Linked DNA regions of Homo sapiens: regions 1, 2 and 4 are each linked to region 3. A link is a contact called in ENCODE Hi-C or POLR2A ChIA-PET data. All regions are on one chromosome and are shown on one strand. Each heading gives the region's core, a stretch centred on a gene start or an enhancer-like site at or near the end of the contact. The rest is flanking DNA. Distances are from core to core; before and after follow the strand shown.

Region 1 (3,030 bases), core at 191-2,690, 120 kb after region 3:
TGTCTCAACCTCCCGAGTTGCTGGGATTATAGGCACCCGCCATCACGCCCAGCTAATTTTTGTATTTTTGTAGAGACAGAGTTTCATCAGGCTGGTCTCGAACTCCCGACCTCAGGTGATCTGCCCACTTCAGCCTCCCAAAGTGCTGGGATTACAGGCATAAGCCACCGCGCCCCAGCCTCCTATGAACCTGTTCTGTACTAATTCCACCTTTTGAAAACAACGCCATCCCCTTTCTTCTTAGAGAGATTTGTACATAAGCAATTACAGAGAGTCCTGGAAAACAGTGTAAGTCACTGGAAGGGATGTGCCAAAAAGGAAATATGATTTGTTTCACTTCCTTGTAAAAATTAGGATCTGTAACACAACAGCACTCATATGACTACTGGGCTCTGGTCTGTTTCTTTTCATCCATTCTTTTTTTTTTTTTGGAGACAGGGTCTTACCATGTTGTCCAGGCTGAAGTGCAGTGGCGTGATCATGGCTCGTTGTAGCCTTAACCTCCTGGGCTCAGGAAATCCTCTTGCCTCAGCCTCCCAATTAGCTGGGACTATAGGCATGCACCACCACATCCGGCTAATTTTTAAATTTTTCTGTAGGGACGAGGGTCTCCCTGTGTTGCCCAAGCTGGTCTGGAACTCCTGGGCTCAAGTGATCCTCCCACCTGGGCCTCCCAGAGTACTGGGACTACAGGTGTGAGCTTCTGCACCTGACCTGGTCTGTTTCTTTTCTAAGCTTTTGCTTCATGGTTTCCATGCAGTGCAGGCTTAGGCAGAAAGATACGGGAGTCAAGATGTCTGACTAATATTTTCCAGTTACTCACTTGGGTGATCCTGAGGCTCTGTCAGGTCTGTGTCTAAATTTCCTCTGTAAAATGGGGATCTGGCCCACTAGAAGTGGGAAGATCACTGAAACGTGAAAATCACGCTGAGCCACTGCCTTCAAAAATATAAAAACACATGACAGCTTTGCATCTAAGGAGCTTTTTGTGTATTCTAGCCCCACAGGAAGCCCCAAGTCAGCCGCCCGCTACATACTCACTGGTAAATAAAGTTAAAAATAAGAAGACTGTTTCCATCCCAAGCTACATTGAGCCTGAAGATGACTATGACGATGTTGAAATCCCTGCAAATACTGAAAAAGCATCATTTTGAAACAGCCATTTCTTCTTTTTGGCAAAACTGAAGAGGGTTCACACAACTTATTTTAAAACAATCAAGAATGGTTGAACTTCAGTAGGTCTCTGGGCCCTGAAAGCCAGTGGTGATTTTATGAAGCTCTATAAGATAAAGCACTTCCCAAACCTTAGATGAAGACACCCCTGCGATCGGATGACTGCAGCCAGAGGAGACACATGGGTGCTCGGCTCTGAGGACTTAGAGGGGTCAGCCTTGTGCTGTTGAGGAAACTTTCCATGGGAAGGACCACGGGGCTCCATGGCTCCCACCTGTGGGAAACTACTCATTTCTTGGCATTCTTTCCCCCTTCATTCCCTTTGGTTTGCATGGTTCTGAGTGATATTAAATCTCAGCATTTGGTTGTGCAGACCCTCCCAGGCTCCCATCCCCAGCAAGGCCCTCACCAAGCATGCTGGTCTTTACCCTCTCACCCCACCCACCTCCTGCACTGTGAGGCTGTGGGTGAGTTACAGCTGAGTGCTCTCGTGCCCAGGTTCCCACACCACATCTCGCGAGTTTGCAAGGGCAGGGAGTACCTTTTGTTCTCGTGAACCCTCCCCACCTAGACACCCTGCAAACCCCAGTGCCTTTATATGATGTAGGCCAAATTGACCATAGAGATTTGAGTTTTCACCTAGGTTTTCTCCCCGTGCTTGCAAGTTGTACTGTAACAATGGACAAAGGACAAAAGTTACCTTCTGATTTACACCTAGAAGCATCATTTTGCAATAGGTGTGTTGGGGGTGCTACAGGAAAAATACATTTCCCCCAGGACAAATCATGGGGAACAGGAAAGAAAAGGGGCATGTAACAATGGCATATACAAGATGAGAGTTCAGGGGGCTTAATATCCCCTGTCCATCATTTTCATCAGTACTTACTCGAGTTCTAGGAAAACAGCCTCAAGCCCCTTCCTTCCAGATCACTGTCCCTGGGCATCTGGGAGGAGGCAGAAGGTCCACTGTGATGTGCTGCAGCCAATGAGATGGGCCAGGGACATGGGCAGATGTCTTGTTAAACAAGTGTCCTAATGGGGTCAACAAGGCCCGAGTCAGCTTTATAGGCTCTTAGACCTCATCAATTCCTTCTAGCTGATCGCCAGAGCCCTAGGACTTGACTCATTCTAACTATACTCACAAGATGCTGGTTTCTAAGTGACCTCTGGGAAATCTGGCAAATGAACAGCCTTGCAGAGAGAGCACTGTGAACCTGGAAAGGCCTGAGAGTGACTCAGATTTCCCTCAAGAGATGGGAAAATGTGTTCCTCCCATTTTCAAGCTTTCTCCCTCAATCAACGCTGGAGCACTGGGGACCTGGGCTTCCTCCCTGGTTCTCTCTTTCCAGACTCTATGAAGGCTTCCACCTTGCTATTAATACCTCCTTGGGAGGCCAAGGTGGGCGGATCACCTGAGGTCGGGAGTTCGAGACCAGCCTGACCAACATGGAGAAACCCCATTTCTACTAAAAATACAAAATTAGTCAGGCATGGTCGCGCATGCCTGTAATCCCAGCTACTTGGGAGGCTGAGGCAGAAGAATCGCTTGAAACTGGGAGGCGGAGGTTGCGGTGAGCCGAGAACATGCCATTGCACTCCAGCCTGGACAACAAGAGTGAAACTCCATCTAAAAATAAATAAATAAATAAATAAATAAACCCTCCTTATGTTAGGCCAGTAGTTATCTAACTATGGCCTTATGGGACTCTGGTATCCCACCAGCCAAAGAGAGGACTCTTCCCAAATTATAGAACAAAAATAAGCCAAAGGATTGGAGTGTTTCAAACACATGCTTTCGTCTTATAAATGTTCTGTAAACCCTCCATGACTATGACAAAAGTTAAAAACAAATGCCAG
Region 2 (2,894 bases), core at 129-2,628, 88 kb after region 3:
TCGGCCTCCCAAAATGCTGGGATTACAGGCATGAGCCACCTCGCCCAGCCAAATGCTGAGTTCTTATCATGAGTGATGATGATGAGTTATGGCTATTTCAAGCTGCTAGAGGCCTGCTTTTTTTTCTTTTTCTTTTTCTTTTTCTTTGAGATGGAGTCTTGCTCTGTCACCTAGGCTGGAGTGCAGTGGCATGATCTTGGCTCACTGCAACCTCCGCTTCCCGGGTTCAAGCAATTCTCCTGCCTCAGCCTCCCAAGTAGCTGGAACTACAGGCGAACGCCACCATGCCCGGCTAATTTTTGTATTTTTAGTAGAGATGGGGTTTCACTATGTTGGTCAGGCTGGTCTCCAACTCCTGACCTTGTGATCCACCTGCCTCGGCCTCCCAGAGTGCTAGGATTACAGGCATGAGCCATTGCACCCAGCCAGCCAAGGCCTGATGTTTTATAGTTACAGAGTCCTCTGATGAGAACTGATGGTGGAAGAGTGTGCTTGTTTGTATCTTTATCTGGTTGGATGCAGTCTTTTTTTTTTAAATTTGTTTCTTAAGCAAAACATCTTATCCTAATTGGCAAAGTGCTGTATGAAATATAAAATGGAGTATTTTTCTAAGATGGAGTTAGTTACGTCAAGGGTGTTCTATACAAGTTTGAATACTTTTCTGGTGGGTTCCCATGGGGAAAGCCAAAATTAGTCAAGATTTCACAGGTTCTCAGAGCCTGAACCTTTTTTAGTGTGTGTGATTTTTAAAAATAGACCTTCTTCCTCCTACCCCACCCCCTCAGTTCTCAACCGAACAACAAACAATGACTGTGACCTCACCATTGATAAGGTTTCAAGGACCAGAATAGAGGAGATGGAAGGAGACTTGCTATTGTTGTGTAAGGATTGTTTTGGTAGCAAATGGTGGCAGCCTTCCTGGAACTGACTTAGACATAAACAAAAAAGTACTGAGACCGGGCATGGTGGCTCACACCTGTAATCCCAGCACTTTGAGAGGCCGAGGCAAGCGGATCACCTGAGGTCAGGAGTTCGAGACCAGCCTGGCCAACATGGTGATATCCTGTCTCTACTAAAAACTACAAAAATTAGCCAGGCATGGTGGCTCACACCTGTAGTCCCAGATACTTGGGAGGCTGAGGCAGGAGAATCGCTTGAACCCGGGATGGGGAGGTTGCAGTGAGCCAAGATTGCACCACTGCACTCCAGCCTGGGCAACAGAGTGAGCCTCTGTCTCAAAAAAAAAAAAAAAAAAAAAAAAGTACTGGGAGGATCCTGCAGGTGTTGAAGGGTGTATTCACTTCCTGTTTCTGCTGTAGCAAAATATCACACGTTTGATATTCTCTTACAGATCTGGAGGTGCTAAAGTTCAGCAGTCTGAAATGTATTGGCAGGCAGGTTCTTTCTGCAGGCTCTGGGGAAGAACCTATTTCCCTGCCTTCTTCACCTCCTAGAGGCCACCTGCATTCCCATGTGGCAGTGGGGAATGAAAACAGGAAAGTGGCAGCTCTGACCGAAAGCAATGTGATTGATAAAGAGGGTGGGCAGTGGGGGGACATTTCCTCAAAAGAAAGGATTGCTATTCACCGAAGAGGGAGTGAAGTCCTGGGAAGGCAAGATAACAGGTGTGCACTCAGCTGTGATAGAGAGGCCGACCAGGCACGCTGTTTGCAGCAAAATGGGCGTTATGCTTTGCCCCTGGAGGCGTGGAAGTGGGGCAAGAGGGTAGAGAAAAAGTTGTTCCAGCCACTACGGATGTGTAACAAGTTACTGCAAATCTTGTTGACTTAAAATAGCCACTTGGTTTGCTCATGATTTTGTGGGCCAGGAATTTAGACAGGACTGAGCCTGGCAGGTCTCACTCAGTGTTTCCCTAGCAGCTGCTCAGATGTCATCTGAAGGCCCCACAGGGCTGGACGTCCAAGATGGCTCACTCACATGGCTGGCATGGGTTGTGTCCAGGTAGCTCAGCTGGGGCTGCCAACCCAGGGCTCTGCATGGCTTCTCCAGCATGGCGGGGTCTCAGAGTAGCTGGACTTCTTATGTGGTAGCTGGCTTCCCCCTCCCACTGAGTGGGAATCTTAAGAGGACGAACTGGAAACTTCATAATTTTTTTTTTCTTTGAGATGGAGTCTCACTCTGTTGCCCAGGCTGGAGTGCAGTGGCCTGATCTCGGCTCACTGAAACCTCCACCCCTGGGTTCAAGCGATTCCCCTGCCTCAGCCTCCCGAGTAGCTGGGATTACAGGTGCCCGCCACAGCGCCCGGCTAATTTTTGTATTTTTAGTAGAGACAGTGTTTCACCATCTTGGCTGTTACACGCCTCCGTATAAGAGACCACCTGAGCAGGCTTAGTGGAGCAACAAGGCTGTTTATTCACTTGGGTGCAAGTGGGCTGAGTCAGAGAAAGGAGTCAGCGAAGGGTGGTGGGAGTGGAACTGGTTCTATAGGTTTGGGGTAGGTAGTGGAAAGTTACAGTTAGGGGCAGTTTTTTTGGGCAGGGGAAGAATGTTACAAGGTGCATAGTCACAAGGTGGGGGAAGTCATAAGGCACGATATCACAAGGTGGATGGATTAGTTGGGGAAGGGCAGGAACATATCACAAGGTGGATGGATTAATTAGGGTAGGGAAGGAACATATCACAAGGTGGATGGATTAGTTAGGGTAGGGCAGGAACATGTCACAGTGGTGGATGGATTAGTTGGGGAAGGGCAGGAACATATCACAAGGTGGATGGATTAGTTAGGGTAGGGAAGGAACATATCACAAGGTGGATGGATTAGTTAGGGTAGGGCAGGAACATGTCACAGTGGTGGATGGATTAGTTAGGGTAGGGCAGGAACATGTCACAAGGTGGATGGATTAGTTAGGGTAGGGCAGGAACATGTCACAAG
Region 3 (3,064 bases), core at 80-2,579:
TCGGCTCCCTCTTACCATCTTTTAAATACTAAGTTGATGTAATGTGCCTACTACATGGTTTAAGCCCAGGCAGAACATATGTTTGGCCAAACTAACTTCAAAAAAAAGATGAACTTATCAACAGTATACAGGGATGTGTGATTGTTTTCCCATACCCTTAACAACAGTCACTATTTTCCATCTTTTAAAAATTCTTGTAAATATCATGGGTAGCAAATGGTCACTTTAATCTACATTTTCCCTGTTAATAAGGAGTTTGAGCATCTTCTCATATATGTACTAGTGACTCATTTCCTCTTTGGTGACATTCTTTACATTTGCTTCTAATGAATGATTTTCCTTCTGATCTGTAAGAGCATTTTATATATTCTGGATATTAAGTCTGTCTTCTCTTACAAAACTTTTCCCAGTCAGCCGCTGTGTTTCTTTAAAAAAAAAAAAAAAAAAAAAAAAAAAAGTTAAGAGATAGGGTCTCAATTGTCGCACAGGCTGGAGTGCAGTGACGCAAACATAGACCACTATAACCTCAAATTCCTGGGCTCAAGCGATCCCCCCACCTCAGCCTCCTGAGTAGCTAGGACTGCAGGCATGCACCATCACGCCCGGCTAATTTTTGAAATTTCTTGTAGAGACAAAGTTTCACTACGCTGCCCAGGCTGGTCTTGGCCTCCTGGGCTGAAATGATCCTCCCGCCTCAGCCTCCCAAAGCGTTGGGATTACAGGTGTGAGCCACCGCGCCCGGCCTTAACTTACGCCTTTTAGCATCTAAAGTTGTAAGGTATTTATGAAAAAAAAAATTCTTCATCTTTGTAAAAGTATCAATTTCCTCTCCAAAGCACAATAACTGAGCCAAACTGACCATGAAAATAAACTGATTTAAGGTCTAATTCTACCGCTAACCAGCTGTATGACTTTAAGGAAATCACAAGATTCTCAAGCCTCAGTTTCCTCATGAAGACAGTGGCAATACTTTCTTGCATAAATTTCTAACTACTTATAAAAATCCAATAGTAAAATAAGAGAACTTTTAAACGTTGTGAAATGTTCATTGTTATCACAGGAGTTAATGATTTGGTAGTCAAAGTCACAGAGGGAAACACCTAGTCATGCTAAGTTGTTTTGAAATCTTTACTCTCTCAACATCAGTTTCCATCACTCTTAAAATATTTTGAATCTCTAGCCAAAGACAGTTTTAAGAACATTAATTAAAAAAGTAATTGTGTGAAGTCCCTTAAAGACAGACACCTGGGAAGTTGTGGTAGGCATGCAAATAGACAGACCCAGAAAGATGTAAACACGTGAAACCACAAAGGAAAAGTTTATGTGTGTCAACTCTGTATTCTGAGTGTTAAACTGTTTCATAAAATGTGAAAAAAGAAAAAGCATTATTTCTGGGATACTTTATTCATTTTTGGGTACTACAATTTTATCAAGGCTCAAGTTTATACACTTAACAGGTCCTCATGCTAATTACCTCTGGTACTTTTGATTTGCTGGAGATTACCCAGAGCTATTCACTACCATGTTGTCATTATGAACAGAAAAACTGTAAACAAATACCAAGCCTAAATATCCATTTTTGGCACTTAAAAGTGAAATAGAGAGCCTGGAGGAAGACTTGGTCAACAGTAACTTTAGTTATATATATATATATATATATATATATGAACATATATATGAATGTTATATTTATATATATAAATACAAAAAAACAGGAGACAGAAATTTAAAATAAAGTTAGAAAATCTTAATTTTTTGTAGTAAAGCATTTCAAACATTATGTTTGCCAACAGTAGGAGTTCTAACATTCGTTTATTGCTTTTACTGCTGTATATGTAATTATTAAGATTTTCAAACATATTCAAAAGTTGAGGGTATACTACAACAATCCTTCATATAGCTTTCACCAAGACTCAAAAGGTATTAAGATTTGCCATGCTTATTTATTTTTTTGAGACGGAGTCTCGCTCTTGTTGCCCAGGCTAGAGTGCAGTGGCACGATCTTGGCTCACTGCAACCTCTGCCTCCCGGGTTCAACAGATTGTCCTGCTTCAGCCTCCCAAGTAGCTGGGATTACAGGCGCGTGCCACCACGCCCAGCTAATTTTTGTATTTTTTAGTAGAGACGGGGTTTCGCCTTGTTGGCCAGGCTTGTCTTGAACTCCTGACCTCAGGTGATCGCCCGCCTCAGCCTCCCAAAGTGCTAGGATTACAGGCGTGAGCCACCACACCCAGCCTGCCATGCTTATTTAAACTATCCTTTTTCTTTCCTGTAGTATTTTAAAGCAAGCCCCAGAAATACTACATTATCTAACGTACTGTACAGATGCATCTCTAAAAATATGGACAGTTTCTTATATAAACAAAGTACCACTGTCACACAAAACAAAATTAACAACTGCCTGATAACTAATACCAAATCTCTGGTAAAACTTCTCCAATTGACAAAAAAAAAAAAAAAAAAAAGTCTTTCTGAATATTTGTTTAAATTAAGATCAAAACAAGATTCAAGTACTTCATTTGGTTATACTAATAATTTATTTTTTTTTTTTTGAGACAGTCTCACTCTGTCGCCCAGGCTGGAGTGCAGTGGCGCAACCTCTGCCGCCCAGGTTCAAGTGATTCTCCTGCCTCAGCCTCCCGAGTAGCTGAGATTACAGGCGCCTGCCACTGCGCCTGGCGAATTTTTGTAGTTTTAGTAGAGACAGGGTTTCACCATCTTGGCCTGGCTGGTCTTGAACTCCTGACCTCGTGATCCACCTGCCTCGGCCTCCCAAAGTGCTGGGATTACAGGCGTGAGCCACTGCGCCCGGCTTTTTTTTTTTTTTTTTTTTTTTTTTAACACAGCGTCTCACTCTATCGCCCAGGCTAGAGTGCAGTGGTGCGACCTCAGCTCACTGCAATCTCTGCCTCCCAGGCTGAAGTGATCCTCTCACCTCAGCTTCCCACGTAGCTGGGACTATAGGCACATGCCAATACACCCAGCTAATTTTTGTATTTTTTTGTAGAGAGGGAGTTTTGTCATGCTGCCCAGGCTAGTCTCCAACTCCTAGGCTCAAGTGATC
Region 4 (2,772 bases), core at 62-2,561, 70 kb after region 3:
AGAAGTGATTTTGCTTACGACATTCACTTGTTTGGGCACAGGTGCAGAGTAAGGATAGTTGGGCTTAACCAGATATATTAGACTCGTATTACTCTTGTATTACTCTTACTGGCTGCTCACACTCAGAACCCCTGTCTTTTTCTTTTCTTTTTTTTTTTTTGAGACAGAGTCTCACTCTGTCACCCAGGCTGGGGTGCAGTGGCATGATCTCGGCTCACTGCGACGTCCGCCTCCCGGGTTCGAGCAATTATCCTGCCTCAGCCTCTTGAGTAGCTGGGATTACAGGTGTGTACCACCATGCCTGGCTAATTTTTGTATTTTTAGTAGAGATGGGGTTTCACCATGTTGGTCAGGCTGGTCTGGAACTCCTGACCTCGTGATCTGCCCATTGGAACCCCTTTCCCCATCCTAACAGGCCTGGTGAATGGCATAACTGTCCTCCCAACATCAATGCTGAAACTGCCAGATACCTACTTTCCCAACCTTCTTTGCAGCTAGGACTGAGCACATGACCTAGGTGTATGTAATCAGATGCACTATCTTAAATTTTGCATTTGGAGCTCAGGAATAAACAGGAGCAGTGGAACACCTCCACTGGCAGCGGTAGAGATGGTGGCAGTAGTGGCAACAGTGCCAGTGGTGGCCTGCAGTTCCCAGTGCCATCAGCAGCATCATTCCAGCACCTACCCCTCTGGAATGCAGCAGAGATATCCTCACCAGACCAGTTCTACATCATAATTTTGGTTGTGGTTTTTACTACATAACCTCAAACCTGGTTCTCCAGCTATCCCAGCCATTCACTGAGCCCATCAATGTCTATGCAATGTGAATACCTCCTTATAAAATGACACATGAATTATCATAAAACCACTGAATTCATTTACAAGTTGAGTGGGCAAGTTCAATTTTTTACAAGCATATTTTGGGGCCTAAATGAGCAAATACAATTTGCCATAATAAATATATTTTACAAGTTTTTTGTTTGTTTTTTTTTTTTTTGAGACGGAGTCTCACTCTGTCGCCCAGGCTGGAGTGCAGTGGCGCGATCTCGGCTCACTGCAAGCTCTGCCTCCTGCGTTCATGCCATTCTCCTGCCTCAGCCTCCCGAGTAGCTGGGACTACAGGCGCCCACCACCGCGCCTGGCTAATTTTTTGTATTTTTAGTAGAGACGGGGTTTCGCCGTGTTAGCCAGGATGGTCTCGATCTCCTGACCTTGTGATCCACCCACCTCAGCCTCCCAAAGTGCTGGGATTACAGACGTGAGCCACCGCGCCCGGCCACAAGTTTTATGATTCCCAAACTCGTGGTTAAAGCTTGCATTCCTGTGAGATTAAACAAAAACAAAAAACCTCTTGGACTCTAACAGATTAATATCTCTTGGAGCCTCTTTACTTCCTTCTCCCTGAAGACGAGTAAACATGCTGAGAGGAACTGTCATCGCAGTGACAAAGAAGCAAGCAAGTATAGTTTAATTATAAATCAGATCTTTGGTGACACCTGGCTAATCCCCAACAGTGCTAACCTTTTCTTTTTCTTTCTTTTTTTAGACAGGGTCTTGTTCTGTCACTCAGGCTGGAGTACAGTGGCACAATTATGGCTTACTGCAGCCTTCAGGCTCAATCTATCCTTCCACCTCAGCCTACTGAATAACAGGTGCATGCCACCATGTCCAGCTTACTTTTTAAATTTTACATAGAGGCAGCATTTCACCATGTTGCCCAGGCTGGTCTTGAACTCCTGGGCTCAAGTGATCCGTCCATCTCAGCCTCCCAAAGTGCTGAAATTATAGGCGTGAGCCACTGTGCCTGGCCTAACATTTTCTTCCTTCTCTTGCCAACATGATAACAACCAGAACAACACTTGCATTCTCAAATAATTTTGGCAAAAATAGGTTTCCTCTCCAGGCTTCTTATCAAATATTATTGTGACCAATAGTTGCTGTTGTTGTTTTAAACCAGGGTTGGATTAAAGTTTTGAGTCTTATAATTTTGAGTCTACATTTCTAGCAAATGGACCTCTTGTTTGTTTTTCTTGTCTCATTGCATATGATAGCACCTTAAGATCGTTATTGAATTGGAGAGGTGAGATGATTGTGGTCATCCTTTCCGTCATGCAACTACGCTTTTCCTTCAGTGATCAGTGTCAATTCATTCTCCAGCATATAGTTGTGGACTATGGAAGAGAGTAAAGCGGGTGGAATCTGAGGTGTATACATTAGCCTAACCTCTCATTTTATTTACCTTGGCTCATTATTCTTCCCTTCACTCTCAGCAATCCCACCTTTGTTTTTCAGACCTCATGCATTAGTGGTTTTTTGTTTGTTGTTTGTTTTGTCTTGTTTTGTTGTTTTCTAGTCTCCATTTTGCAAATGAAGAAAGCAGCCTCCAAAAGCTGAAGGCTGGACGCAGAGAATGAGTGACTGCCAAGTCTATAATCAGAATTTTGTGGCAGTAAGTCCAACCCTTTTTCAGAATACTATTATTCTGCTACTGCTGCCGCCGCTGCATTCTGTGAGTTTGGTTTTTCTTCTAATTTAAGTTCCTACAAGGCAGTAATGAAATTTTTCTATGTTTACATAATGCAAATCACTTAGCCAATGAGGATGGACCTTCATTAAATTCAGTAATAAATTAGTTAAGAAAAAGTTGTTAATTGAGCTTTGAAAAAAACAGAAGTTTTTTTTTTTTTTTTTTGAAATGGAGTCTCGCTCTGTTGCCCAGGCTGGAGTGCAGTGGCTCAAACTCAGCTCACTGCAACCTCTGCCTGCCAGG

The links. A loop is a pair of places that touch in the nucleus more often than their neighbours do. ChIA-PET counts read pairs that join two places held with the same protein, here RNA polymerase II (POLR2A). Pooled maps may share reads with other maps.
Region 1: a pooled map shows a loop between it and region 3 (2.1-fold over the local background). The contact joins two enhancer-like sites. A Hi-C loop is called at or near these places in 2 of 50 pooled maps. POLR2A ChIA-PET finds 5 or more read pairs at or near these places in 5 of 52 experiments (GM10248, OCI-LY7, activated CD8-positive, alpha-beta memory T cell and 2 more).
Region 2: a loop to region 3 is called in a map of vagina, with 4 times the contacts of the local background. The contact joins two enhancer-like sites. A Hi-C loop is called at or near these places in 3 of 168 maps with a recorded cell type or tissue (mammary epithelial cell, psoas muscle and vagina), 3 of 37 single-sample maps with no recorded cell type and 6 of 50 pooled maps. POLR2A ChIA-PET finds 5 or more read pairs at or near these places in 5 of 52 experiments (B cell, OCI-LY7, Panc1 and 2 more).
Region 4: a loop to region 3 is called in a map of esophagus muscularis mucosa, with 2.4 times the contacts of the local background. The contact joins two enhancer-like sites. A Hi-C loop is called at or near these places in 3 of 168 maps with a recorded cell type or tissue (ascending aorta, esophagus muscularis mucosa and psoas muscle) and 1 of 50 pooled maps. POLR2A ChIA-PET finds 5 or more read pairs at or near these places in 10 of 52 experiments (CD8-positive, alpha-beta T cell, GM12878, HEK293 and 7 more).

Annotation. Positions count from the first base shown.
Region 1 is chr17:5,208,925-5,211,954 of GRCh38, reverse strand. SCIMP (SLP adaptor and CSK interacting membrane protein) reads left to right here. Exons shown (of 5, transcript NM_207103.3): 5 at 1,000-3,030. The coding sequence ends at 1,154. It overlaps ZNF594-DT (ZNF594 divergent transcript), which reads right to left. Exons shown (of 6, transcript NR_152840.1): 2 at 2,060-2,205. Among named protein-coding and RNA genes, the nearest start is that of ZNF594-DT, 18 kb to the right of the region's middle. Within about 2 kb of position 1,440, at least 6 of the 41 ENCODE cell types and tissues checked have a DNase peak (open chromatin) inside an H3K27ac peak, as active enhancers do.
Region 2 is chr17:5,241,000-5,243,893 of GRCh38, reverse strand. No RefSeq gene overlaps it. Among named protein-coding and RNA genes, the nearest start is that of SCIMP, 7.6 kb to the right of the region's middle. RefSeq lists an enhancer at 1,884-2,113. Within about 2 kb of position 1,378, at least 11 of the 41 ENCODE cell types and tissues checked have a DNase peak (open chromatin) inside an H3K27ac peak, as active enhancers do; they include B cell, where a contact is called at or near this core.
Region 3 is chr17:5,328,421-5,331,484 of GRCh38, reverse strand. The region is part of intron 2 of RABEP1 (rabaptin, RAB GTPase binding effector protein 1); the gene reads right to left. Among named protein-coding and RNA genes, the nearest start is that of RABEP1, 48 kb to the right of the region's middle. Within about 2 kb of position 1,329, at least 3 of the 41 ENCODE cell types and tissues checked have a DNase peak (open chromatin) inside an H3K27ac peak, as active enhancers do; they include B cell, where a contact is called at or near this core.
Region 4 is chr17:5,258,715-5,261,486 of GRCh38, reverse strand. No RefSeq gene overlaps it. Among named protein-coding and RNA genes, the nearest start is that of RABEP1, 22 kb to the left of the region's middle. Within about 2 kb of position 1,311, at least 4 of the 41 ENCODE cell types and tissues checked have a DNase peak (open chromatin) inside an H3K27ac peak, as active enhancers do.